Regions from separate parts of the Homo sapiens genome. Here region 2 is linked to region 1. A link is an interaction called in ENCODE POLR2A ChIA-PET data of the cell type or tissue named here. Cell type or tissue: IMR-90. All regions are shown on one strand. Links, peaks and the distances in the headings refer to the core of each region. The heading gives the core; the rest is flanking DNA. Region 1 has its middle 26 kb from the start of SESN2. Region 2 overlaps DNAJC8 (DnaJ heat shock protein family (Hsp40) member C8).

Region 1 (2,911 bases), core at 102-2,601:
CCTCAGCCTTCCTAGTAGCTGGGATTACAGGCACATACCATCACGCCCGGCCAATTTCGGTATTTTTAGTAGAGACAGGATTTCACCATGTTGGCCAAGCTGGTCTGGAACTCCTGAGCTCAAGTGATCCACGTGCCTCAGCCTCCCAAAGTGCTGGGATTACAGGCATGAGCCACTGCGCCCAGCCTATGTGGCATGCATTGAGTGTGACTGTTGCCAAATGTTTTCAAATTTAATCTCCCAATCTTCACAACAACCCTGTGAGGAAAGGGTCTGTTCCCATCCTATAGATGTGGAAATGGAACCTCAAATGAGAATCTGGGGAACACCAATTTAACAGACAGACCCAAATTCAAATTCCAGCTTTGACATTTAATGTCTGTCCGATCATGAGCAAGTTGCTTCAATACTCCCTCCTCAATTTCCTTATCTATGGGATGGAATTAATACCTAAGGTTACAAGAGGGTTGTGAGGATTAAATAATGCATAAAAACCACCTAGCACAGTTCAGGTACCTGGCATCTAGCATTCGCAAGCTGTTCAGGATTCAGAAATTTGCCCAAGCTCATGCGACTGAGGTAGAATTTGAATCCTTCTCATTCTGATTCCAGAGTTCTTTGTATTGCTTTTTTTTTTTTCTTTTTGAGATGGAGCTGGAGTGCATTGGTGTGATCTCGGTTCACAGCAACCTCCCCAGGTTCAAGTGATTCTCCTGCCCCAGCCTCCCCATGTTGCCAAGGGTGGTCTTGAACTCCTTTGCCATGTTACCGAGGGTGGTCTTGAACTCCTGGGCTCAAGCGATCTGCCCGCCTCAGCCTCCCAAAGTGCTGGGATTACAGGTATGAGCCACCATGCCCAACCCTGTATTGCATTATTTTTGTCTCCAAAGTGCCTAAATCCTCAATATGCATTTAAAAAAAAATAATGGCTGGGCACGGTGGCTTACGCCTGTAATCCCAGCACTTTGGGAGGCCAAGGCGGGTGGATCACGAGGTCAGGAGATCCAGACCATCCTGGCTAACACGGTGAAACCCCAACTGTACTGAAAATACAAAAAAAAAAAAAAAAAAAAAAAAAAAAAATTAGCCGGGCGTGGTGGCGGGCACCTGTAATCCCAGCTACCCAGTATTATTTAATCCTCACAACCCTCCTGTAACCTTAGGTATTAATTCCATCCCACAGATAAGGAAATTGAGGAGGGAGTATTGAAGCAACTTGCTCATGATCAGACTGATATTAAATGTCAAAGCTGGAATTTGAATTTGGGTCTGTCTGTTAAATTGGTGTTCCCCAGATTCTCATTTGAGGTTCCATTTCCACATCTATAGAATGGGAACAGACCCTTTCCTCACACGGTTGTTGCGAAGATTGCGAGATTAAATTTGAAAACATTTGGCAACAGTCACACTCAATGCATGCCACGTAGGCTGGACTACAGTCCCAGCCTGTAGGCAGGAGAATGGCGTGAACCCAGGAGGCGGAGCTTGCAGTGAGCCAAGATTGCGCCACTGCACTCCAGCCTGGGCGACAAAGGGAGACTCCTCTCAAAAAAAAGAAAAAAAAAATCATGTTTATTAGGCTGGACCTGATGGCTGACACCCATAATCCCAGCACTTTGGGAGGCCGAGGCAGGCGGATCATTTGAGGTCAGGAATTCAAAACCAGCCTGACCAACATGGTGAAACCCCGTCTCTACTCAAAATACAAAAATTAGCCAGGTGTCGTGGTGGGCGCCCGTAATCCCAGCGCCATTGCACTCCAGCCTGGGTGACAGAATGAAACTCTGTCTAATAAATAAATAAATATTTTTAAAATCATGTTAAATTTGCAAATGGAGTTGAAAACTCAGCTTCAGACTGGATCTAATGAATCTATTTTAGACTTCTGTAGCCTGCAACTCAAGACCTGTGCACATCTACCCAGGTTGGAATTTGCAGAAGGTTGTCGGTAGCTCAATTCTTTTTCTTTTTTTTTGTTTGCTTGTTTGTTTTTGTTTTTGTTTTTGTTTTTAGACAGAGTCACACTCTGTCGCGCAGGCTGGAGTGCAATGGTGCGATCTTGGCTCACTGCAACCTCTGCCTCCCAGGTTCAAGTGATTCTCCTGCCTTACCTCCTGAGTAGCTGGGATTACAGGCGCCCAACACTGCGCCCAGCTAATTCTTTTGTCTTTTGGAACCATGCTTGATTTGAGAACTGGTGAGAGTGAGTAGAAAAAGGAGCCGGGGCTGGGCATGGTGGCTCAAGCCTGTAATCCCAACACTTTGGGAAGCCAAGGCAGGTGGATCACCTGAGGTCAGGAATTTGAGACCAGCCTGACCAACATGGTGAAACCCTGTCTCTACCAAAAATTCAAAAATTAGCCGGATGTGGTGGTGCATGCCTGTAATCCCAGCTATTTCAGGAGGCTGAAAGAGGAGAATCGCTTGAACCTGCGAGGCAGAGGTTGCAGTGAGCCGGGATCGCGCCATTGCACTCCAGCCTGGGTAACAAGAGTGAAACTCCTTCTCTCCCCGACCAAAAAAAAAAAAGCCAAGTGAGTCTCCTCCAGCAGGTTGCAAACATTCACCAGAGCCCTAGAGCAGGTGGATTAGAGAAGTAGTTCACAGACTGTTTTGTGCCTTAGAATCTCATTAGAGAACCAGTGGTTGGAGGCAGAGCTCAGCAATCTGCATCTTTAATAGCTTCCTTGGTATGAGTTCTTTGAACAGATGTTATGGTTCTAATGTGTCACATGTCCTGGAGACTTAGCAGTGAAGGAGACAGACATGGTTCCTGCTTTCTTGGGATTTACTGTCAAGTGAAAGAGACAGACCTTAGACCGTTATGCAACTAATTATTTTTTATTTTTTTTTTTAATTTTTTTGAGATGGAGTCTCACTCTGTCAGCCAGGCTGGAGTGCAGTGGTGTGA
Region 2 (2,911 bases), core at 164-2,663, 54 kb before region 1:
AACACTTTGGGAGGCTGGGGGGTGGGCAGATCATGAGGTCAGGAGATGGAGTCCATCCTGGCCAACATGGTGAAACCCCGTCTCTACTAAAAATACAAAAAATTAGCTGGGCATGGTGGCATGGCGTGTAGTCCCAGCTACTTGGGAGGCTGAGGCAGGAGAATCGCTTGAACCCCAGGGACAGAGGTTGCAGTGAGCCAAGATCGCGCCACTGGACTCCAGCCTGGGAGACACAGCGAGACTCCGTCTCAAAAAAGAAAAAAAAAAAGTAAGAGATTTCTCTGTGAGGAAAAAAAATAAAGAAAAAAATTTAAAGAGCAAAAAAAGGAAAAATACAATCACAGTAAGACATAAACTATGAGCAGCATTTAAAACTGTTGATGGGAAGGAACAAACAACTCCACCACCTAATTCTAATAGTGTTAGAAAAAATCCCTGACTTGGCCAGGCGGAGTAGCTGTCACCTGTAATCCCAACATTTTGGGAGGCTGAGGTGGGTGGATTGCTTGAGCTCAGGAGTTTGAGACAAGCCTGGGCAACATGGCGAAACCCCATCTCTATTTTTAATTTAAAAAAAAGAAAGAAAGAAAAAAGAAAAATCCCTGACCTGAAGACAATGCCAGGGAGAACAAGCACCAGGCAGTCCCAGGAAAACATTCTTGGTGTCACTGTCAGAGTTGGAATGCTAGTTGGAATGAATCTCTGGTATGCTATATGCCATCTTTATTCCTATAGCCAAAACAAGGTTGGAAAGAATTTCATTAACATAAAAAGTCATTCCTTCTAGACATCTTCCCTCTTCACTCTATGAAAACAGGATTTTTTTTCTCTCTTGTTCACTACCGTATCCTCAACACCTAAATAGCAAACTAGTACATTTCCAATGTTCAATAAACATCTGTTAAATGAATGAGGCCAGTGTGGTGGCTTATGCCTGTAATCCCAGCACTTTGGGAGTCTGAGGCAGGAGGATCACTTGGGTGCAGGAATTCAAGACCAACCTGAGCAACATGGCAAGACCTTGTCTCTATTTTTTAAAAAAATGACTGAATTACCCTTCCTTAGATATTTTTTCCCATCCAATTCAAACAAAGGTTGCCATTTGGTTTTTTGTTTGTTTTTGTTTTTTGAGAAGGGGTCTTGCTCTGTCACCCAGGGTGTACTGCAGTGACAGAAGACAGATCATGGCTCACTGCAACCTCCACCTCCTGGGCTCAAGTCATCCTCCAGTCCTCTTGCCTCAGCCTTCCGGGCAGCTGAGACTACAGGCAGTGCCTGCCAGGTGTCTAGACCTAAATGTAATACTTTGGAGAAACTACTATGTAACAAGTACTGTTACAATTGCAAGAAATAAAAGATGGATGTGATATGGTCCTTAACCCTGAATAGCTCACAGCCTGCTGGGGGGCAACTCCATTCCTCAAACCCATGCCACCCTACAGAGGTCCCATCTTCTGCCTTGTTTAACCCTGAGAAAGATGCTTCTGCTTTATTTTTTTATGAAACGCTTTCTTATACAATAACTTTAGTCCTCATGAAAATGTTTATTTTAAAATTAACTCTCTTGCCAAGCACAGTGGCTCATGCCTGTAATCCCAACACTTTGGGAGGCCAAGACGGGAGGATTGCTTGAGCCCAGGAGTTTAAGACCAGCCTGGGCAACACAACAAGACCCTGTCACAACAAAAAAAATACAAAAATCAGCCAGGCATGGTGGCCTGAGCTTGTAGTCCCAGCTACTGATGTGGGAGAATCACTTGAGCCCAGAAGGCAGAGGTTGTGCATTCCAGCTTGGGCAAGAGTGAGGCTCTGTCTCAAAATAAATAAATTAAATTAAATTAACTCTCTTGTTTTTACAGATGTGGAATATGAAGATCTGCAAAATTAATGTCTTGAACAAATTCAATCCCGGCCAGGCGTGGTGGCTCAAGCCTGTAATCCCAGCAACTTTGGGAGGCCGAGGCGGGAGGACCTTAAGTCAGGAGATCAAGACCAGTCTGGCCAACATGGTGAAACCCCCGTCTCTACCAAAAATACAAAAATTAGCCAGGCGTGGTGGCAGGCGCCTGTAATCCCAGCTACTCGGGAGGCTGAGGCGAGAGAATCACTTGAACCAGGGAGGCAGAGGTTGCAGTGGGCCAAGATCGTGCCACTGCACTCCAGGCCTGGGCAACAAGAGCAAAACTCCGCCTTAGGAAAAAAAAAAAGAATTCAATCCCAGTCCAGTCAGGTTAACTGTCTTCCAAGAATTTTTTTCTTTTTTAGACAGTCTCTCGCTCTGTCACCCAAGCTGGAGTGCAGTGGCGCGATCTCTGCTCACTGCAAGCTCTGCCTCCCGGGTTCACGCCATTCTCCTGCCTCAGCCTCCCGAGTGGCTGGGACTACAGGCGCCCACTACCAGGCCCAGCTAATTTTTTGTATTTCTAGTAGAGACGGGGTTTCACCGTGGTCTCGATCTCCTGACCTCGTGATCCGCCCGTCTCGGCCTCCCAAAGTGCTGGGATTACAGGCGTGAGCCACCGCGCCCAACCAAGAATTTTTTTTTCTATCCTTTTTTTCCTTCTTTTTAAAGAGACAGGGTCTCACTCTCGCCAAAAATGGAGTGCAGTGGTCCGATCATAGGTCACTGCAGCCTCGAGCTTTTGGGTTCCTCCCGCCTGGGCCTCCCAAAGTGCTGGGATTACAGATGTGAGCCACTGTGCCCAGCCCCTTGCAATAATTTAATCTGAGATTCTGACTCCAAACGGCATGCTTTTATTTCATTTATTCATTCATTCACTCAACAAATATTTACTGAGCATCCACTACATACTATGCGCTGGAGATGCGATAGTAAAGGAGGCTCAGAACAAGCCCACTGCTGTCCTAACATACCACCAAGCAAGCTGTAACCTACTGTAAGGCCCCAAAC

The links. ChIA-PET counts read pairs that join two places held together with the same protein. Peaks named below come from ENCODE experiments on the same cell type or tissue, not always from the same donor. Only the 100,000 strongest peaks of a DNase experiment are listed, where the experiment ranks them.
Region 2: POLR2A ChIA-PET joins it to region 1 with 5 read pairs; 18 of 35 experiments call an interaction of 5 or more read pairs at or near these places.

Annotation. Positions count from the first base shown.
Region 1 is chr1:28,283,628-28,286,538 of GRCh38, forward strand. No RefSeq gene overlaps it. Among named protein-coding and RNA genes, the nearest start is that of SESN2, 26 kb to the left of the region's middle. In IMR-90, for the core only: no CTCF peak of the experiment used is centred there; no DNase peak of the experiment used is centred there.
Region 2 is chr1:28,229,524-28,232,434 of GRCh38, forward strand. The region is part of intron 1 of DNAJC8 (DnaJ heat shock protein family (Hsp40) member C8); the gene reads right to left. Among named protein-coding and RNA genes, the nearest start is that of DNAJC8, 2.0 kb to the right of the region's middle. In IMR-90, for the core only: no CTCF peak of the experiment used is centred there; no DNase peak of the experiment used is centred there; H3K4me3 peaks cover 49 bases.